Regions from separate parts of the Homo sapiens genome. Here all the other regions are linked to region 1. A link is a loop called in an ENCODE intact Hi-C map of the cell type or tissue named here. Cell type or tissue: IMR-90. All regions are shown on one strand. Links, peaks and the distances in the headings refer to the core of each region. The heading gives the core; the rest is flanking DNA.

What was found. Peaks named below come from ENCODE experiments on the same cell type or tissue, not always from the same donor. Only the 100,000 strongest peaks of a DNase experiment are listed, where the experiment ranks them.
Region 2: a loop joins it to region 1, with 3 times the contacts of the local background. A loop is called at or near these places in 2 of 110 quality-filtered maps.
Region 3: a loop joins it to region 1, with 5 times the contacts of the local background. A loop is called at or near these places in 3 of 110 quality-filtered maps.

The regions. Positions count from the first base shown.
Region 1 is chr9:110,794,139-110,801,890 of GRCh38, reverse strand. MUSK (muscle associated receptor tyrosine kinase) reads right to left here. Exons shown (of 15, transcript NM_005592.4): 15 at 1-1,585. The coding sequence ends at 903. Among named protein-coding and RNA genes, the nearest start is that of MUSK, 130 kb to the right of the region's middle. In IMR-90, for the core only: no CTCF peak of the experiment used is centred there; a DNase peak (open chromatin) is centred at 4,120; H3K27ac peaks cover 2,073 bases.
Region 2 is chr9:110,915,718-110,923,469 of GRCh38, reverse strand. All of the region lies in intron 5 of LPAR1 (lysophosphatidic acid receptor 1), which reads left to right. Among named protein-coding and RNA genes, the nearest start is that of LPAR1, 120 kb to the left of the region's middle. In IMR-90, for the core only: no CTCF peak of the experiment used is centred there; DNase peaks (open chromatin) are centred at 3,569, 4,559 and 4,969; H3K4me3 peaks cover 299 bases; H3K27ac peaks cover 2,841 bases.
Region 3 is chr9:110,646,883-110,654,634 of GRCh38, reverse strand. No RefSeq gene overlaps it. Among named protein-coding and RNA genes, the nearest start is that of MUSK, 18 kb to the left of the region's middle. In IMR-90, for the core only: no CTCF peak of the experiment used is centred there; DNase peaks (open chromatin) are centred at 3,434 and 4,164; H3K27ac peaks cover 2,898 bases.

The DNA.
Region 1 (7,752 bases), core at 2,187-6,186:
TATTTCTGCCAGAGTGTTTATTACATGAATGAAATAAAAGAAAAAAATAGCTTAATAACTAAAAAAGGACAGAAGTCCTGGAAAGAAGAAGAAATAAAGATTAAAGCAATGGAAAAGATACCAATACAATTTTTAAAGGAAAAGGTAAATCAGTAAGATACAAAAACTTGTTTCAAGAAAACTGGAGGAATAAAATAAGCAGACTTAATTCATGACAAATGCACAGAAAGGAAAAAAGGAGGGGCACAGGACAGAAAAGGGAACTCAGAGTTACAGGCTTGCTGATTTGCTGTTTCATTCCTTAGAAACCCTCTATCAATAAAATGTAACCACAACTCTGCAGAATACAAACAAATATAAAATTATGCATTAAATGCAAGAAAGATTTAATAAAACACTAAGACTCGTCTTTGGGGGGAGACAGAATGAGTGGCTTTTCCTTCTTTTTAGTTTTCTGTACTTCACCTAAGTGTCTTACATGACGATTAAGCTACTTTCACAATGGACAGGAATTAACTCAATTAAAAAATGAAGCTCTGAATCCCATTTCATATTAAAATTTAATACAGCAGAGCTTTACTCTGTGACCAGCTACTTTGGAAACTGAACAGGATGACATTCTTCCCTGTGCAGTGTGTATTACAAACCTTCATGAAGAAGAATAGTTGTCTCCATTATCTGACACATTTCCTAGCCTGTGTTTCCAATCACTGGCTTTCAATGGGTCCGTCTACCACATGGGTTTTGCACTGTCTTTGCTCTCCCTGGGAAGCAAACAACACACTACTCATGTTTACTCTTACTCTTTCCTATGTGGGTCTTGTTGGGCCTCTGGTGTAGGATTCCCCTGGCTCACAGAGTCTGAGAGGAAACTGCAGCATTTTATTTGAACGTCTTCAACCTTAGACACTCACAGTTCCCTCTGCCCTCTCACACATGCGTTCCAGAATTCGGTGAATACTGGTGAAACTGGGTCTGTCTGCAGGCAGCTTGCTCCAACATAGACGCATGAGATTGTACAGCTCCACGGGGCAGTTCTCAGGGCAGGAGAGGATGTTGCCATCTCGCACGTAGTAAATGACCTCCTCATGGGCCATCCCATAGTAGGGCTGCAGGCCATAGGAGAAGATCTCCCAGAGGACCACGCCATAGGCCCACACATCAGACTCTGTAGTGTAGCGGTTATAAAAAATGGACTCTGGTGGCATCCAACGGATAGGGATAGCGTCGTTTTCATTAGCTTTGTAGTAGTCTGCTGAGTAGATGTTCCTGGAGAGGCCAAAGTCGGCAATTTTCACCACCATGTTCTCGCCCACCAGGCAGTTCCTGGTGGCTAAATCTCGGTGAACAAACTTACGTTCTGAGAGGTAAGCCATGCCAGCTGCCACCTGCCTGGCAATGCAAAGCTGCTCAGCACAGGAGAGGGGTGGGGGCCCAGGGCTGGAGACCTGAGCCCTCATAGACAAGTCACTGTGACTGAGGCTGCACACGGTGTGAGGGGACATGCTGCGGAGGAACTCATTGAGGTCACCATAGGCCATGTATTCAAAGAGCAGGCACATTGGCTTCCCGACAGCACACACTCCTGGAACCAAAAGACCATCCCTGTTAGTCTCAGTTTCTACAATGAAACAATGGAAAGAGCACTCCAAAAGCAAACGACCATGTCAGAACATATGAAGCCCTGTTTTTTGTTGTTGTTGTCGTATGTTTGTTTTTTAATATTTGTATCCTTTTAATCACAACACAAAAGGAGTCTCAGCTAGGAAATGCACTCTGGGTAGTGGGGTTTCTGTCCCTTGGCTAAAGTTTTTGAGGACTTCCAGCAGAGCGCTGTTGTCCTGGGCACTTGTCATAAGTACATCGTACATGGTGCATCAAGTTCATGGTGCATATAAGTACATGGTGTATCAGTTCTCTGGAGTGGCTCTTCTCTCTGAAATCTGGAGGCCCTGGTTTTTTGTTGACAACACCATGGTTGAACCCTGACCCTATTTCTCTGCCTAAACATCTCCTCTTTGCCTTTAAGATTCAGTTTATCACTCTCCCTAGGGTGCCTCAGCTCCTGATCCTTCCAGTAACTGTTAGATTTTCCTACTGTCATCCTTTCACAGAGAACCTACCATCCTATTTTATAATCATTTGACTATTTGAGGTTTCTCCCCAACGTTTTAGCACTTTGAAAGGAGAGATTGAACCTTATTCTTCTTTAAAAATTCCCCACACCTACCACGTGTCTGGCAGAGCAGATGCCTCATAATGTTTGGTGAGTTAATTTATGAATGGATGCTTGCTCTGAGTATGTAATGTAATTGCTGTCTGTTTCTGTTTACTTCTATGAAGGATGTTAATAAGAAAGATGTATCAAGTTTGGAAACAATAACAAATACAATTCAAGTGTCTTAGATGAAGTATTTAAGTTGCTGCAGTAAAACATTTTGAAATTTAGGTTTTACAATGTTCATGCTACCAAAAAAGTTAATATAAATAAAGTCTTAGATTTAAAGCCAGAAGATCATTTTCAAATCTTAAAGTCTTGATATATTTGAGAGGGAAACTGGAGAACTTGGAATATTAGATAAGATGGGCATAATTTCACATCATCTTAAAAATAGATTATTAGATCTATTGGGTTTTTTCAGGCAAAAGTTAAAAGTATCTGTTTGAAAAAGAGGAGAAATGAGGAATACTGCTATCTTGGCTTATTTATTTTGGCATTAATTTTTAATTCCAAGGACCTCAATTAGCACATTTCTGTAAACTAAAGGGAAAAAATAAAGAAATACCAACTGGATAATACTTAGAAGTTTCTTCTGTGGGATCCTTTTTGGATAATCTTTAGTTAACAGGGACTTACCTATCTCATCAACTGGCTTTACCATTGTTATGCTGGTTGAGTTGATTTAAAAATAATTTCTTATACTGGAAAAAAATGACAAAATATTTCTCTGAGAAATAAAGTTTTGAACTAAATTGATTTAATGAAATTTTCCACTCTGATAAAGAAAATACTATACAAAAGATTTCTACTTTGTGATTATTATGAACAATTATATATACATGTGTATAGATATAATTTACAATTATATATGTATATACATTTATTTAAGACCTCAAAATGTTTTCTATATTGTAATTACTCCAACCCAACTCTTAGGTGGGACTTCAAAATATAATAATTATTGAGAGGAAGACTGTATTTTATTCATCCTTGTAACCTCAGGTCTAATACTACACATGGCTCACTATGGGTTTTCAATATATGTTGATGGGTGGATGGATGAATTAATGCATAGGTGGATGCATGGATAGATTTAAGGATGGATGCATAGATGGATGGGCATAAGAAAACCTCATGCCTAGCCCAAGCCATGTCTTTAAACTTTAGCATGACATCTTCAATGAATAATCTCACCTGATTGTTCTACTGTTTGCTCCACTGCCAGAATATTCCGTAAGAGTCTATAATATTCAATGCCTACTCCCATTCTAAAATTCTGCATATTTCTTTAGTTATACCATTTTTCCCAATTTATGACTACAAAACCATTATCCACTAGGATTTCAATAAAAGGGAAACAATTTTTAAGATACGAACATGTTCAATAAGTGGCTGATGTATCAAATATATAAAACAAAGTAGATTTCTTTTATTGATAGAAGTGAATTTTATGGATTTTCCCAATTCCCCTTTCTTCCACTATTGTCATCTTATTTCACTGGGATTAACTTACAAGAAACTATGAGAGTAGTGGAATCACTTGCATGAATGATTACTGCTTATGTATACTTGATAAAAAATAGAACCTGTGTTCATTGGATATCCAAATGGAATTTAGATATAGCATTTAACAAACGGCAACATAAGTTTCAGTTCTTGTTGGACAATAAAAATGAGAGAAAACTCCAAGTAGTGATGTATAAGCATGCTACTGTGGTTAAATTGGAAAACTGTACATAGTTTCTGTTTGAATCAATTTCAGGAATTCAGGATGTTATAAACTGTATACGAATACAGAGTCAACATTTTAAGAAAAGTTGAAACAGGAATTGCTTGATAATCTTGAAAATATGCATGTATGTATGTTTGTTTAATGACTAAATGTATACTATTTGAGAAAGTAAATAAGGAGGGTAGGGGGCAGAAGCCAGATTCAGATTTTTGTGTGATGAAGAATGAATAAATGAATGTTTAGGAGTTGAGGAAATGGAAGAAGTGTTTTCAAGATGAATTGTTATGTACTTAATATCGTTTATTCATTTATTGAACAAATATTTATAGAGTGCCTACAATGTGCCAGAAACTATTCGAGATACTACTATAGAAATTCTTGCTTTTAATATTTATCTAGATTCCTTCCAATATCCTGACCACTAAATTACTTTACTTCCTTTCCTTAGACCTCTGCCCAACTTCAGCTAATCACTCACATTGTCATACCCCTGACTTTGTCATTCCATACATTTGTATACCTCCCATAATCTCATTTTCAGTTACTCTACCTGTTGTTCATCACTTCCTCCCTTTTTCACCCTAGTTCACTGCCTCGACTGCCCTAACTCTAAAAATCCTTTGACCCCACTGAAACTTTTTTTTTGTTTGTTTGTTTTTTATTTGTGAATTATTTATTTTTCCTATGCATTACAATGAAGTCAGTGTAATTCCTAAAAGTATTACTTGTTTGCATGCTGAAATGCCTTCTTTTTTTTTTTTTTTTTTTTTTTTTTGGGTATTCATGCATTTATTTTTTATTTTTTATTTTTTTATTTTTTTGTTATACTCTAAGTTTTAGGGTACATGTGCACATTGTGCAGGTTAGTTACATATGTATACATGTGCCATGCTGGTGCGCTGCACCCACTAACGTGTCATCTAGCATTAGGTATATCTCCCAATGCTATCCCTCCCCCCTCCCCTGACCCCACCACAGTCCCCAGAGTGTGATATTCCCCTTCCTGTGTCCATGTGATCTCATTGTTCAATTCCCACCTATGAGTGAGAATATGCGGTGTTTGGTTTTTTGTTCTTGCGATAGTTTACTGAGAATGATGGTTTCCAATTTCATCCATGTCCCTACAAAGGACATGAACTCATCATTTTTTATGGCTGCATAGTATTCCATGGTGTATATGTGCCACATTTTCTTAATCCAGTCTATCATTGTTGGACATTTGGGTTGGTTCCAAGTCTTTGCTATTGTGAATAGTGCCGCAATAAACATACGTGTGCATGTGTCTTTATAGCAGCATGATTTATAGTCCTTTGGGTATATACCCAGTAATGGGATGGCTGGGTCAAATGGTATTTCTAGTTCTAGATCCCTGAGGAATCGCCACACTGACTTCCACAATGGTTGAACTAGTTTACAGTCCCACCAACAGTGTAAAAGTGTTCCTATTTCTCCGCATCCTCTCCAGCACCTGTTGTTTCCTGACTTTTTAATGATTGCCATTCTAACTGGTGTGAGATGATATCTCATAGTGGTTTTGATTTGCATTTCTCTGATGGCCAGTGATGATGAGCATTTCTTCATGTGTTTTTTGGCTGCATAAATGTCTTCTTTTGAGAAGTGTCTGTTCATGTCCTTCGCCCACTTTTTGATGGGGTTGTTTGTTTTTTTCTTGTAAATTTGTTTGAGTTCATTGTAGATTCTGGATATTAGCCCTTTGTCAGATGAGTAGGTTGCGAAAATTTTCTCCCATTTTGTAGGTTGCCTGTTCACTCTGATGGTAGTTTCTTTTGCTGTGCAGAAGCTCTTGAGTTTAATTAGATCCCATTTGTCAATTTTGGCTTTTGTTGCCATTGCTTTTGGTGTTTTGGACATGAAGTCCTTGCCCACGCCTATGTCCTGAATGGTAATGCCTAGGTTTTCTTCTAGGGTTTTTATGGTTTTAGGTCTAACGTTTAAATCTTTAATCCATCTTGAATTGATTTTTGTATAAGGTGTAAGGAAGGGATCCAGTTTCAGCTTTCTACATATGGCTAGCCAGTTTTCCCAGCACCATTTATTAAATAGGGAATCCTTTCCCCATTGCTTGTTTTTCTCAGGTTTGTCAAAGATCAGATAGTTGTAGATATGCGGCATTATTTCTGAGGGCTCTGTTCTCTTCCATTGATCTATATCTCTGTTTTGGTACCAGTACCATGCTGTTTTGGTTACTGTAGCCTTGTAGTATAGTTTGAAGTCAGGTAGTGTGATGCCTCCAGCTTTGTTCTTTTGGCTTAGGATTGACTTGGCGATGCGGGCTCTTTTTTGGTTCCATATGAACTTTAAAGTAGTTTTTTCCAATTCTGTGAAGAAAGTCATTGGTAGCTTGATGGGGATGGCATTGAATCTGTAAATTACCTTGGGCAGTATGGCCATTTTCACGATATTGATTCTTCCTACCCATGAGCATGGAATGTTCTTCCATTTGTTTGTGTCCTCTTTTATTTCCTTGAGCAGTGGTTTGTAGTTCTCCTTGAAGAGGTCCTTCACATCCCTTGTAAGTTGGATTCCTAGGTATTTTATTCTCTTTGAAGCAATTGTGAATGGAAGTTCACTCATGATTTGGCTCTCTGTTTGTCTGTTGTTGGTGTATAAGAATGCTTGTGATTTTTGTACATTGATTTTGTATCCTGAGACTTTGCTGAAGTTGCTTATCAGCTTAAGGAGATTTTGGGCTGAGACGATGGGGTTTTCTAGATAAACAATCATGTCGTCTGCAAACAGGGACAATTTGACTTCCTCTTTTCCTAATTGAATACCCTTTATTTCCTTCTCCTGCCTGATTGCCCTGGCCAGAACTTCCAACACTATGTTGAATAGGAGCGGTGAGAGAGGGCATCCCTGTCTTGTGCCAATTTTCAAAGGGAATGCTTCCAGTTTTTGCCCATTCAGTATGATATTGGCTGTGGGTTTGTCATAGATAGCTCTTATTATTTTGAAATACGTCCCATCAATACCTAATTTATTGAGAGTTTTTAGCATGAAGGGTTGTTGAATTTTGTCAAAGGCTTTTTCTGCATCTATTGAGATAATCATGTGGTTTTTGTCTTTGGCTCTGTTTATATGCTGGATTACATTTATTGATTTGCGTATATTGAACCAGCCTTGCATCCCAGGGATGAAGCCCACTTGATCATGGTGGATAAGCTTTTTGATGTGCTGCTGGATTCGGTTTGCCAGTATTTTATTGAGGATTTTTGCATCAATGTTCATCAAGGATATTGGTCTAAAATTCTCTTTTTTGGTTGTGTCTCTGCCCGGCTTTGGTATCAGAATGATGCTGGCCTCATAAAATGAGTTAGGGAGGATTCCCTCTTTTTCTATTGATTGGAATAGTTTCAGAAGGAATGGTACCAGTTCCTCCTTGTACCTCTGGTAGAATTCAGCTGTGAATCCATCTGGTCCTGGACTCTTTTTGGTTGGTAAACTATTGATTATTGCCACAATTTCAGAGCCTGTTATTGGTCTATTCAGAGATTCAACTTCTTCCTGGTTTAGTCTTGGGAGAGTGTATGTGTCGAGGAATGTATCCATTTCTTCTAGATTTTCTAGTTTATTTGCGTAGAGGTGTTTGTAGTATTCTCTGATGGTAGTTTGTATTTCTGTGGGATCGGTGGTGATATCCCCTTTATCATTTTTTATTGTGTCTATTTGATTCTTCTCTCTTTTTTTCTTTATTAGTCTTGCTAGCGGTCTATCAATTTTGTTGATCCTTTCAAAAAACCAGCTCCTGGATTCATTGATTTTTTGAAGGGTTTTTTGT
Region 2 (7,752 bases), core at 1,492-5,491, 120 kb before region 1:
AGCCTATTGTACAATAAAGTGTTGAATATCTCATCGATTTATTGAATACTGAAATGAAAGTGAAAAACAGAATGGTTGTATGGGTACCCAAAGTACAGTTTCTAAGGAATGGGTGTATCACTTTTACACTGTCATAAAGTCAAAAAATCCTAAATCAAACCATTGTAAGTCAGGGACCGTCTGTATAAGATGCCAAGTTTATAAGTACTTGGTAGGTACTATTATAAAATACATGATACATAACTTGTTTTCATCAGATTATCATATTGCCATGCTGAAATCTAAAGTCCCTGAATTAATCCTCATTGTGGCAGATCTTTATTATGTCTTGAGCAGGACCAGACCACAAGGGTCAGGACCCATGATGCTTCTAGGACTCAGTGGGGCAAGTCTCCTTTGTATTGAGTGGTGTTGCCATGTCAAAGCATGGACACAGAGAGGAGAATATCACACACTGGGGCCTGTTGGGGGTTGGGGGGCTGAGGGAGGGATAGCGTTAGGAGAAATACCCAATGTGGATGATGGGTTGATGGGTGCAGCAAACCACCATGGCACGTGTATACCTATGTAACAAACCTGCACGTTCTGCATATGTACCCCAGAACTTAAAGTATAATAATAATAATAATAATAATAATAATAATATAATAATAAGACCTTGAAAACAGATATGCAACTCACTGCTGAGATCCTTTACTTTTCTATCTTCCCTAGACAACTTTAATCCCTAAGTAATATTCCCATGACGTCTCAGTTCAGTGCTCATACTGTCTCAGTTTTTTTACAGTGCCCCAAAGCTAAAAGAAATACCTAACAGTTTCATTTATTAAATCAACTTAATAAGTATATTCAACTTAATTAGTTAATTCAACTTAATACGTATATAGGTCCTGATAAATTAGTAGCCATTTTGTAAAACAAAACCATATAAATTGAAAGAATTATCATTTTTATCTAATCCTTCATATTTACTAAGGTATGTATGCACCTGTTGGGCACTGCACAACTTTTCAAAACTTGAATTCAGATTGGAAACCACCATCTTCATTTTCTGTTCCACACTGAGTTTTATGTTTACACTTCATTTTTATTATAGCAGATATCATATTGCAAGGACATGATGTCATTGAAAGGAATGTAATGCCATTTAATGTTGAAGCGCTGAACTACTTTATGCTCGTAGTTCAGAGGGTGTCTGAGAGATGTCGAGTGTTAGCTGCCCTCAAATTAAAAATATCTAGTAGCATTCCTCTGAATTCACTGTGGCACCCCAAGGTTCCTGGGGGCACAGTTTGGGAACCAGAGTCTTACAGTATTTCTGGTTTCTGGCTTTACTTCAGTTTTGTTTTCTTTCATCTCATTGACTCTTCTTCCCCAGTTCCTACTTTTATTTCTTGGTTCCAGCTCTCTGGTTACTTTCTCCGCTGCTCAGGTCCGCTCTCTGCATACTCACCATCAAGCAGCAGCAGTCTCTGTAACTTCTGGACCTTTGCAGACCTAGATGCAGCCCCGTAGGCTCTGATGTGGTTTGGTAGCTGGCTGTAGGTCAATTGATGTGTTCTAAATTCTACAGGACTTCTTCAGTTCACAACTCCAGGGAGCATTACGTCCATCATAACCTGCCCTAATGGCATGCCTTTCATGTGGCTGGCCATTAGCTTCTGTCTGTGGCGGTCTCCCTGCAATGTGGGTGGGCTTGTCCTCCACATCAGGTCTCCTAGCTCACTAGGAACACTCTGCTTTATAACAACAAGACCACCTGTATGCTGAGACCACATCTCATCGCTCCTTTTCTTGGAGTATCAACCCGGAAAATGTATTTGAAACAGTTGAGTGGTTAATTGTGGACTCCGGATTAACCTGCTTAATTTTTTTTATCATAGGTTTACTACTTACTCTTTAACTTCCTGAAACTTCAGATTCCTCATCTGTAAAATAGAGATAATTGACTTCCTTCATGTGAGAATCAAATGAAAAGTTATGTGATGCCCTTTAGTCAATGTCTGACATTTATTAAATGTTAACTGTTACTATATTTTTCTGACAGTAATTTCGTAATTTACTTTTAACTATTTTAATGTCTTTAGGAACAGAGTAATAAACTACTGGCTCTTAAAGTTTAGTTTGTCAGTTCATGAGAGGAAACATAAATATTGAAAGGAAAAATACATTCATATAATTTCCTTTAATTAAACTGAGATAAGATCTTGCTCTGTCACCTATACTGGAGTACAGTGGCTAGATCACAGCTCACTGCAGCCTCAACCTCCTGGTCTCAAGCCATCGTCCTACCTCACCCTGTTTTTTGTTTTGTTTTGTTTTTTGTTTTGTTTTTTGAAACAGGGTTTTGCTCTGTCACACAGGCTGGAGTACAGTAGCGATCCTTGCTTACTGCAGCTTCAAACTCCTGGGCTCAAGGGATTCTCCCACTTTAGCCTCGTGTGCAGCTAGGACTATAGTCAAGCGCCGTAACGTCTGGCTAATTAAAAAAAAAAAAATTTGTTGTTGTTGTTGAGATGGGGTCTCATTATGTTTCCCAGGCTGGTCTGGGACTCCTGGCCTCAAGTATTCCTCCCACATCAGTCTCCCAAAGTGCTGAGAATACAGGCATGGGCCACTGTGCCTGGCCACATTTGGTTTATATATACTACAATATCTTTGTAGACATATTATCTGTGATGATTTTTATGAAATTGTAGGTATGATAGTGCAGATAGTGTTTTACCCATTTTAGAGATGGTAAAACAGATTCAGAGAGATGACGTGAATTACTGAAGGAAATTAAGTATTTGCTAGACCCCATACCCTAACCTAGGACTTGTAGTTTCAATGCTGGTGCTCATTACTTGCTATTTTGTTGCCTTTAGTATTTCAAAAGGTAAAAACAAAAGAGGAAGGGAAGAAAAAAAGGAAAAGAAGATTGTTATTCTCTGATGTCTTTTTAAACAATGAAAATTTGCTATTTCTGCTGTGTCTAGTATATATAAGTATTATAATGATTTTAATTAGTGCATAAAAATCACAACAGTTGAAAAAAATTGCCAATGCTCTCTCATTAGAAATAATTTCAAAAGATAAATTGCTTATCGACCTTACTTGAACTATGCATCCAAAGCATTGTATTCATCACTCAGAAAAGTATAATGTAAGCATTGGTAAGTTTGATTTCCAGTTGACAGAAAAATGCTTCAGAAAAAGAGACAAACTTTCCCTTCCCCCCATTCTCTACTTTTCCAAATATTCAGATGCCTAAACCTTCCACCCATGCTAGAGCTGTTGCTGCCTAACCACCTTCTGGGCACAATGGCATGGAAATACATAATCAGGGTATAATTTTGTGCAGGGCAGAGAGAACATGCTATTATGGAATCAAGTCTCAGCTGAATAGCCTGGCCTTTGGCTGTGTTTTGATCTCAGTGCTAAAATGGAAATGAAACGTTGCCTCCTCCTTTGTGGCCTATACAAAGTTTGCTGATTCTGTGCTCATTTGGTGATTTTCATGCCCAAGTAGGTGAAGGGAGAACAACTACGTACATAGATGTGCAGCTTTGGGGTTGAAGGCATTGATGTGTGTGTGCTGAGTCACTATGACAATCTAAAGAGGACTCTCTGGTGGCTGATTAGAAAATTGTGGAAGTTACAGGCTGTCTGGGTTAAACATTTCCTGGTTTATTGGAGGCAGATTTCCTTGGGCCAGCAAGCATTGAAACTCCCACAGTGGTGTCATGTGATGGTTCTCCAGCGAAGCATTTTGGATATGGTGACAGCTGCTTTAGTTTAAGTATCTGGAACATCTAATGTGGGAGAACTTGGCTAAGTGATGTGAGAAGTTAAGAGAGGAGTCTGAAGTTTCCGTTACATTTTTTTCTGTTTAGTGGATTAAAAGGCAATTCCCATGCAAATTGTCTCTGTCTTTAGGTGTTGTATTCATTTTCTATGCTACATCGCAAATTGTCACAGACTTAGTGGTTTAAAACACACCCATGAATTATCTCTCAGTCTCTGTAGGTTAAAAGTCCAGGCATGCTTAGCTGGGTTCTGTGCTTGGGGTCTCACAAGCTGAAGTCTGCGTACCAGTTGGGTTGCATTCTCATGTGGAGGCTCGACTAGGGAAGGATCTGCTTCAAGTTCCTTAGGTTGCTGGTAGAATTCATTTCCTTGTGACTGTAGAATTCATGGCAACTTGCATCTTCAAGGCCAGCAATGGGCGGAGGCAGGGGGTGGGCAGAGGGAGAGAGGGAGGGAGAGATAGAGGGAGAGAGAGAGAAATCTGTACTTCTTCCAGTCTCTGGCCTCTGTGAGAGCTCACTTAAGTCAGTCCAACTGACCCAGGGTAATCTCCCTTTTGAGCAATTTATTGTCAATTTAATTACATATGCAAAACCCCTTCACTTTTGCTATTTGACAGAACCTAATCAAGGGAGTGGCATCCTATAACTGTATTCTATGGCTAGAAGCAAGTTACAGGTTCTGCTCACACACCAGGGGAAGGGGGACTACACAAGAGTGTGACTCATTTTGGAACATCTTAGGGTGTGTCCACCATAGATGTACCATTTTGAGTACAGATGGAAAAAAAAAAACCAGCTTTTCAAAAATGCTGTTTTAAAGGAATTGATGTTGTTAGGTTGAAGGCTAAAGGATGGAATGTTATGTATTTAAATGTATACTTAGTTTTTAAAAAGTTTTTGCCAGGAATATTAGTCATCTGTTAAAGAATGTATCATCTAGTACTTTCTTTTTGAAGTTTTCTTTAATTTTGGCTACAGAGACATTACTCTTCTCTGAGTCTCATATCTCTTTACCTGTTCCTTCACTTCCCCTTCCTTCATCCCTTCTGTTTGTTTTTGAAATGCTGCATCTCTAACCTGACAGTTCCTTCTGTCCACTCACCTCAAGGATGGCTAGAAATCTTATATCCAGACCGCTTACTTCCTGAACACAGTGGCATGGAAACACATAATCATGATGTAATCATGAGCCTGTACATAAGCCAGCTACTCTGTTGGGTTCAGGTTGTAACCTGAGTGTCTGCAGAATGGCCTGTGGGTGAGAGACCTTAGATTGTTTCAATCTCACTGTTAAAATATAAATGAAAATTTATTTTCTTTTTGGTATAGGAAACATGCTGGTTTCATTCATGTTGGGTGGTTCTTATGTCCAATAGCAGTCTTACATAAACAGTCTTACAGAAGTGTACAGAGTATGTGCCTGTTTATTTATACTTAATCTTTTATTTAAAAAAGGATTTGGCTGGTGCAGTGGCTCACACCTATAATTCTAGCACTTTGGGAGGCCAAAGTGGATGGATTGCTTGAGCTTAGGAGTTCGAGACCAGCCTGATGACATGGAAAAACCCCATCTCTACAAAAAAACAAACAAACAAACAAAAAACAAAAGTTAGTTGGGCATGGTGGTGCATGCCTCTTGTCCCAGCTACTTGGAAGGCTGAGTTGGAAGGATAGCATGAGGCCTGTAGGTGGAGGCTACAGTGAGCTGTGATCGTGCCACTGTACTACAGCCTGGGTGGCAGAGCGAGACCCAGTCTCAAAACAAAGTATTTAAGACAGCTTAAAAAGATGCATTCAGTTCAGAGGACAAAGTTGAGTTTAAAATAAGCAAGAAAAAGGAGGGAAAGGGAAAAAGAAATCTAAGAAAATGACATGGAGTCAGGTAAAGACATACTTTCTAGCAGTTAATGAAGATGTAAAACACAATAACGTTCATGATTTGGTGGCCATAAAGTAAAATCAGGAGAAATAACCCTTCTAAGTACTGAGTCCAAAGAGACATTTCTCATTTGGGTATTGCTCTGTGATGGATGCATCAGCTATGATGTGATGTTCTGGAGAGCTCTACATTCTTTATGGCACATTCAGTACCATGTCCCATAAAGTCATGCCATATCATTTCTCAGTGAAGGTTGGTGGTCTGTAACCAAAGTGCAGTTCAATGAAAGCAATTCTGTGGGGCTTAAAGATATAGCCCAGTCATGTGGCTTTCTAATATATTGGTTGGCTCCCTCAAGAATCAGGTTTAGCATAGTGTTTCTTAGTCTTATTAAAAACGTATTGCCCTGCCCCTGAAAAGCTTAAGAACTTTATTATTATTATTATTTTTGAGATGGAATTTCGCTCTTGTCATCTAGGCTAGAGTGCAATGGCACAATCTTGGCTCACTGCAGCCTCCACCTCCCAGGTTCAAGTGATGCTCCTTCCCCAGCCTCCCAAGTAGCTGGGATTACAGGCATGTACCACCATGCCTGGCTAATTTTTTTTTTTTTTTTGTATTTTTAGTAGAGACGAGGTTGCACTTTGTTAGCCAGGCTGGTCTTGAACTCCTGACCTCAGGTGATCCACCCGCCTTGGCTTCCCAAAGTGCTGGGATTACAGCCGTGAGCCGCTGTACCCGGCCAAGAACATTTTAAAGTTTTTTTCATACCTTAGCTTATATTTGAAAAGAAGTTATTTTATCTTCCAACTACAAAGTTATTACAATATTGACAATATACACACTCAGCACTAGTTAATCTGCCCTCAACAACCTTAAAAAAAAAAAAAAGACTTTATTTTGGCCTATCCAAAAGAATGAATTATATAGTTTTCCATGCATATTGTTACAGTTATTTTTTCCAAGTTTAAAAAATATTATCTTTGTTGCTGACATCTGGATATACCTTTTTTATAATTTCTAGTTAAAGTGAGTGGAGTTTTTTTAGGGGGTGGTTTGGGAGTAATTAGCATTCTCTAGAGAAAACTGGAGGACTTTAAAAAGACATCTGCCTCATTAGGAGGCTGTTCCACCTCAGCTACAAGACAGAAGAGGAAAAAAAGTATGGCCAACCCAAGGGTTTCTGCATAATAATAATGGTCTTCCTACGGAGGGTCTGAGTGATCCAGGCCACCTGGGTCTGAGTCACAAAGCCTGCATGCAATACTTATTATTCACTAATTTATTTCTGGTTATAAAAGTAAATCGTATCCTATGTCAATGTTTTATAGTATACAGAATCATTTAAGTAAGGTTACAAAAGTGATTCTGAACTTGACCACCACCATTTTGACATACTTCCATCCAGTGTATTTTTTTCTTGTGCCAATATAGCATAGTGGCTAAGAACAAAGGCCTCTGGAGGCATCCAGATTTAGAGTAAGATCCCAGCTCCGTCATTCCTAGCTGTATTGCCCAGAGAAGTTTCTTGACCTCTTTGAACCTCAGTTTCCTCATTTGTAAAATACAGGCAGTCCCATCTCGTAAGGTTATTGCCAGGGACTACATGAGAAGTATATTCAATGAGGTTATTAGCACAGTGCCAATTATATGACAGACCTCAGTAGATACTGGCTATTGCATGCTACATGTGTGTATACATGCATTTAAATGTATATAGTAGTATTATATAATTGATATCATACTCAAGTTTCCCTTATCCTTTAAATTTAACATCTAACATTTTAACCATAAGGTTATATCACTGTATACTTACCTGTTTGTTTGATTTTAGTCATTCATGTTATTACCATGATTTTCATATTGATAATTTGATAACTTATATTGACAGAAGTGAGAAGTAAGACACTCAGAAGTAAGCAAGAGAGGAAAAGAAGGCACACTCGTTCAATTTTTCTTCTTTCTCAGGGTAGTCAGTGTTTCGTTTTTGATGATAACGTATGGAAAAATAGCTAAAATCTACATCTAAGGAATTTAAACCATTCATATCCATTTACATCTTCATAATTCCAGAAATTTATT
Region 3 (7,752 bases), core at 1,492-5,491, 150 kb after region 1:
TCCCACCTTTTTAGTACATTCTATTTTTCAAGAAAATAAGGTGGGGCAAGGAAAGGCAAACAGGAATTACCTTGAGTGACAACTAAGATGATTGCACAGGGCACTGTGTTAAAACATATTCTGGAACAACTTTAGGATCAAAATGGAGTGCTGTGATTAATTACTGATGTCTCTCATGAGCACATAAGTGGGAGTGGAATAATAAATATGCTTTATACATATACATTGTGTTTCATTAATGTCTATTCTTGACCTGCTATCATATATTGTAGGTATGTGTACCTAATAATATAGTCATTATAAAATATAAAGAAAAGTTTATAAAATTACTATGAGAAAATGGCAAATCTATAACCATTGTGGAAGATTTTTAACACATCTCTCTATAATTGATAATTCAAGTATACAAATTATAGTTTTTATAAGTCCTTTTTGTTTGATAAGGAGAAAGTGAATAACAGATGAGTAATTGTACAAGATATTTGAGTTTGATTCAATTCTGAGGACAGTGCACTAGTTTAATCTGTGGGATATTCATGTGGACACAGGATATAACCTTGTCTTAGGGACTGAAAACAGCAGAGCCCCTATGTGAGAAAATAAAAGGATGGAGATTCCAACAAGTGAGAAGGTGAACAAATTAAGGCTCAAATATAGAAAGCCACTTCCTAAAGTCCCGATTTAGGATTAAGTATTATAATGTCCTCAAAGGAAAGAAAAGAAGATGTTTTGAAATGAATATTTTAATTCCAGGTAAAAGATGCTCAATTGTGAATGAAAATAAGCTCTTTGAGTAGCAGCTACAGCTAATGACCAGAGGGTGCACTACAGGTATATACAGGATAAGAAAATTTGAAAAGGGTGGTTGCCCTTACTTTGGTCATTTTAGCAATGCATTTTCATATATTATTGTTGTCAGTATTTTGTCATTGAAAATAACAGACGTAATACATAAAAAATAATTGATAAAAGTTGTGATGATCAAAATACCAATTTATCAAAAAACAGAATCTTGTTTGTACCATGCTTTAGTGCAAATCCAAAATGTCATAAACCAGCCCTATTAGCCACTCAATAAATGTTGAATGAATGAGCCAGAGAGTAAGACTCTTAACAACTATACAGCCAACTTAACAACCAAGATTTGCCTTACAACATAATAATATATAATTGTTAAATAAGGTGTTTTGCCCCATAGTAAAGCCCTTACAACAATATAAAACAAATACAATAATGACCACCTCTTTTTTATAAAATAAAAAAGTTATTATATAGTTATATGTTATAGAACATATATATAGTTATTATGTTCTTATTTTTTCCTTTCTAAATTTTATGATTTCCACCTGTAATATTGTTGTTCATAGTTCACTGTTACAGAGATGTCCCTCCCAACAACTTGGAAATAAGAACACAGTTGCCATCAGAGTTAAGTTCTGAAATCTATGCATAATAGATCAGTACACATCAGTACATTCAAAACATTGTGAAAATAAGATAAAATATATTTCATGTGAAAACTAACACAAGAACAGAAAAGCAAACACCGCATGTTCTCACTCATAAGTGGGAGTTGAACAATGAGAACACATGGACACAGGGAGGGGAACATCACACACGAGGCCTGTCAAGGGTTGAGGGGCTAGGGGATGGATAGTATTAGGAGAAATACCTAATGTAGTTGACGGGTTGATGAGTGCAGCAAACCACCATGACATGTGTATACCTATGTAACAAACCTGCACATTCTGTACATGTATCCCAGAACTTAAAGTATAATAAAAAAATTATTTCATGCTGAAAGGGCTTTGGTATAATCTGTTTTAATAGTCACTTATTTAATTTAAGAATTTTATAATAAAAAAGGTGGTTCTATTAAACCTTGGAAACATAAATAAATATCTCCAGAGGTTAGTATTGATAGTACTATTCCAGTAACGTCCCAAGAAAGCTGAGTTTTAGAAATTAGGCTTTCGACTTTTCTTAGAATTATTCTTTGTAAGATGATATTAACAGCTAACTCTGCTTGAGTGCTTACTCTGTGCCAATCACTGACTGTTCCAAGTATTTTGTATCTATTATTTAATCCTCATTGGAATTTAATCCTCATTAGATGGTATAATACCTATGAGGTAGGTATTATACTATCATTTTCTCATTTTACAGATAAGGAAACTAATTTTGTAATTTGCAGCCTCACGTGGTTATTAAGAAGCAGAGAGATGATTTCAATTAAGGAAGCCTGAATCCAGCACCTGTGCTCTCAGCCGCTACCTTGTACATTCATGTATTCATTCAACAAATGTGTACTGAATGCTCCTAGCTATGCCAGGCACTGTGCTAGATGCTGAGAATAGTAGAGCTCAAAACAAATACGCGTGCTCTCCTGGAGCTTACAATCTAGAGGCAGACAAAACTTAAAACAACAAATAAATGTAGAGCTACAGATTGAGACAAGTGTTACAAAAGAAAATTACAGAGTGCTCTGGAGTATACATCAGGGCCCCTTCTTAGATAAGAAGACTAGGAATGGTTTCTCTAAGAAAGTGATAATTAAGCTAAGATTAAATGGATTACTAAAAGTAAGCAGAGAATGGGGGTGGGAGAATGTGCCAGGCTTTGGTAAGAGCATGGCAAAGTGTTTCTAATCCCTTTGACAAGATCTCATAGGGAGATAAATATATCTCTCTTAGGCCAGTGCCATTAAAATAAATTTCTCTGTGTACCCTTATTCTGACTTCATATTTAATAAAATCTTATCAGTTGGCTTCATGTATAGTTTGACAATAAGAGGAGAATGCACTTATTATGTAGACTTTTAGTATACTGATTATTATGAGTCCTCTCCCCTTATAAATTAATAAATGTGCATTTATACCTATCTCCAGTACCTTCTCTTCTTGTTACCAAGCTTATAAGCAACTTCAGATCCTGAGCCTTCAAAGCAGAAGACCAGATCCTTAAATGGAATGACCTGGATTCCAGATTGAGCTCCCACCCAGCTCCAAGCTGCCTTTCCTTTAAATGCTTGTATTGGATCTCTCTTATTGGTGAAGTTTTATAAATATGCAATATTTGGTAAAGTGGGAAAAAAGACGAATTATTTTATATTAAAAAAAGAATAATAGATTTAGTGAGCACACAATCCATGATTATTCTGGTTAGTTTTACTGAAAAGAAAGTCTATCTGGGACAGAGTCTGAATGAAATAATGTTTTGAATATTTAGGGAATAAAACAGACACCATTCTTGTCTTAGCAGTCATGTGCTGAGTGAGTAATGCTGGTATTGTTTTACGAGATTGTTTTAGTATAAAACCGTAGTAAACTGTGCTGGAAAGTATTTCCCCACTACAAGCATGGAAACGAGACTTACTCATAATATTTATTTCTTCTCCAGAGTGCCTTTGCAGACCTGAAACATCTGAACTAACAAAAGGCCTCCAATTTATAATATAACACAGCTGCTCCGAGGATTGCGTGCGGGCATATGTGTGTGCATGATGGGAGGGGATTTCCTTGTATGTATTCATTTATGTGCCCTCTGGAGAAGGGGCAAGTTCAGTCCAACTGGAATTCTAAGTGCCTCTTACTGGGCATTTGTTATATGTAAAAAGCTGGCTCATGTCTAAAGTATCTTCCAGGCAGCGTGCAGCTGAGAGCCATATAAGAGAAGACTGTATATTGTTTAGGAACAGTGATGCTAATGGGTAGCATTTTCACAGCGAACAATTAGTTTTTCTACCACTGAAGAACAGTGTATTTATTATAAAGAAATGGGAATTATACAGAAACTGTCATCAGAAGATATGTTTCTATCATTATTTTCTATTATTAGTTATTCACAATCAGTAAGTTCACTTCCAACACATGTACTATACTTTTAACAGAGCAGAAACAATAAGGCTATCAGTATCACAGTTTAGTTCTTTCTTTATTCTTCACTTTTGTTCTTCCAAACTGTCAAAGCATGATTAATCTTGAATGTTACCAATTTAGAAAAAAATCTAGATATTCTAATAAATTGTTTTCTTCTTTTCTTTCCCATCTCTTTTCCAAACCTATTTATTCATTTAACTAACTGAACTTGACGCCAGGAATGCGGTGACAGGTGGATTAGTCTCTACCAGAGAACTCACAGTCTGGCTAGGGAGATGGGTGACTATATCAACAACTATGAGAGAGTGCAATAAGTGTTAGGCATGTTTAGAGCTCTTGGGAGAACAGAGTATGGGCACTTACAGGAGTTAGGCAATCATGGGGGCAGTCTGAGATGACCACCCCGCCCCACAAAGAGAGGACAGTGCTTGAACTAAGCAGTTGTTAACTGGGTAGATGTGAAGGCAGGGAGAGCAGCAGAGCTCACAGAAAACAGCCTACAAGATGTCAGGATCTGAGAGATACATGCCATGTCTTTTCTGGCCTAGTCTGTTTTTCCCTTGTACCTTTCCCTGAATGCCAAGTGCAAGTCATGAGACAAGGATTCAAAGAGGTGAAATAAAATCAGAGAACAAATTGGTATCGGTTTGCGTTCTGGAGGAAAGTGGCCAGTTGACAACAGACAGATATTTTACATGTTCTCCCCCAGTAACTAGTGAAATCACCCAGAAAATGGTGAAATGACTACATTCACATCAGAAACTAGGGAACCATCCAAATGCTAGAATTTCTGTTACTTACAGGGCAGAGGAGACATGTATGAAGAAGGCTGAGCAGGACTGGCTTGCAAATCACTTACCTTAGAAAGCAGAACCTTTCAAAAATTAACAAGAGATTTTGAACGTCATAGATACCATTATTTATCTAGTCTAGGACTTGGATAAGTAATGGACCACCCAATCAGAGGAAAATCTCGTTCTTTGAGGGCCTTTGGCAGAGGCTGCCTGCTCACCAGATTTCAGTGCTGTAGCTGCCTAGGGAGAGTGTAACGGGATTCAGGAGTAGCTATCCCATGAGGTCTGGGCCATAGATGGCTTTATCAAGTCACTGGCTGCTGGCAAGGGTGACATTGGAAAACTTTTGTCAAGGTCTAGGTCACTAACTGTTCAGAATGCTAAAACTGGGGGTTGATGAAGGCAGGTGAGGAACGATCTCCTGCAGGAGGCACATTTTCATTCGGTTCTCATAGTTTTTCATATACTGCACCAGGAATGGGGTACAGCCATAAATGATTTCGCACCGTTAGGTAAGTGTTGAGAGACACAGATGAAAAACTCTCCTGAAATGAGATGTACCTGCCAGGACTACCTACGGCCCCAGATCACTATGCACTCAATCTGGGCTACTGGATGAAGGAGTTAGAGATTAGGCTTCATTATGAAGACTCAAGTGAAGTATGGGAAAATATAAGGGGAATCCAGGCATCCTACTTATAGGGAGATGTATTAGGCCTTTAACAAAAGAATGAATGAACAGAAGAGACTCTTTCATCAAAAGTGGAAAAAATAGACCTTAAGAAAAATAAAAGTAAATTATTATAAAAAAAAGAAACAAAATTTTATTACGTGAGTAATAAGTATTCAAAATGTTAAAATTTCAGTTATAGTATATATATGTTTGTGTGCGTATGCTTGTGTGTGTGTACTTTTTGCTACTTAACATCCAGAACTTCTCCCCTCCCACACTTGGGGACTTGAGAAGAAGTCAAAATCCAGCCTTACATTAAAGAAGCTGACGGTTCCAGATCTCTTCCCCTTGCAGGCAAAGCCAGGTGGGCACGTGACCAGGATCAGCCAATGGGATGCTCCTGACCATGGCATTGACTCTTGAGTAAGTCAAGCCAAAGCAAAAAGGCACTGGAGAATACATTCACTGTCATGGTGCACAGCAGCAGCCGAGTCTGGAGCAGCAGTATTGGTGACAAGATGTCACCAGAGCCCATCTGCTCCTAGGCATGACTTTGACTAAACTGTTGTGCCTCCCACCTAGCTTTCCTTGGCTTTTACCCATTTTTTCAAGTTTTATTCTCTAGCCTTCCTGTTGATACTATAAACTTCACAACAGTCTTCTAGTAATTCCTTTTCAGCCTAAGTTAGGCAGAGCTGATATTAATTGGCAACACCTAATACAACACATACAGAAATGTTTTGTTTTTGTTTTTTGAGTCAGTGCCTCCCTCTCTTGCCCAGGCTGGTGCAGTGGCACAATCATAGCTCACTCTAGCCTCGAACTCCTGGGCTCAAGTGATCCTTCTGCCTCAGCCTCCAGAGTAGCTGGGACTACAGGAGCACACCACTATGCCCAGCTAATTTTTTTTTTAAATGTATAGATGTGGGTTTTGCTGTGTTGTCCAGGCTGGTCTTGAACTCCTGGGCTCTAGTGATCCTCCCACCTTGGCCTCCCAAAGTGCTGGGATTACAGGCATGAGCCACAGTGCCTGGCCTGGAATTTTTTTTTTTCCCCAAAAGTTTTGCTTAATGAAAAAGTGCATTTCTACTGTCTCCTGGGCATTTAGAGTTTTCACAGACATAAGCATGTAAAATTTTCTTGTCATAACTGATGAAGATTCAGTGCTGGGATCCCGCCAAAGTGATGTCCTAGTAGTTGGCACTCAGCTTCCCTGTGTTGTTGCCTGTTCTGATTGGCGTCTTGCTCCCCGTAAACAGAGGTCATTGATCACAACTACTCTTCGAACATACTCATTAGTATCAACCACCTTCTGCATTTGTACCTGATGCTCTCTACATTTCTCTTACCTGGTTGAAAACCCTAGTTCCAACCTTTTCCATCACCATGACTTACATGCTAGGCCCTGTGCTATCTCACAGCTGAATCGGGTTAAAAATGTGACCTAATTAATCGTGTGGTACACACAGGCCTAAATCCTATTTTGAATACAAGCCAATTGTATTTCTTTCAAATGGGTGTCATAAAAGCTTTAGCAAGAACTTCTCATAGCTCAAAGAGAGACATGCCTGATTTATGATTTCTTGATAGCACTTAACATTTTATTTGGATTTAGAGATAACTCTAGATACATCAATCAAACAAGCTGTTTTCAAATCCTTCTGCTCAGCTGTTCCCGGTGCCAGATTGTCTAACAAATAGAAGCATAAACAGATGTAATTTGTGACTTGTGGAGACCATTCTCTGTCATGCAATAGGCCAGCTGGTGGCACGAGCCATAGTACAGTCCACAGCCTGACTCACAGGCATCAGGCTTCTCACTCCTCATACACGTGAGCAATGTTTAAAGATCACAGTTACATAAAAGTTTATTCTGGAAAATTCATTTAAATATTTGCTTACAAACTTGATTGTTGAAAGATGGTATTTTATCATAACATGTATCCTCATAATCAGACCTTGCAAAGTAGAACTTTTGTTACCTGATTTAAAAAAATGTAGCTATGGTAATTTGTAAAATAAAACTTTGGCAAAAGAACCAACAGCATGTATGATTGATAGCCCAGAAAAATGACATATACTAATATGTATGCACACACTTACATGCATATATACACATATATCTGTGTGTACATGTATGTATATATATATATGTCTATATATGTCATGTACCATTATGTATGTGTTGTGTGTGCGTGTATATACAACATATACATACATATTTGGTATATGATAAAGTTATCACAATTTTGTGAATAGAAAGGATTATTTGGAAAAGTTGCACCAGGATCTTTTCTTTTTTTTTTTTTCAAAACAGGATACAAGATCTATATACAAAAATCAAGTGATTTAATTTCTATATAATGGCTATTAAAAATCTTTATTATTATACTTTAAGTTTTAGGGT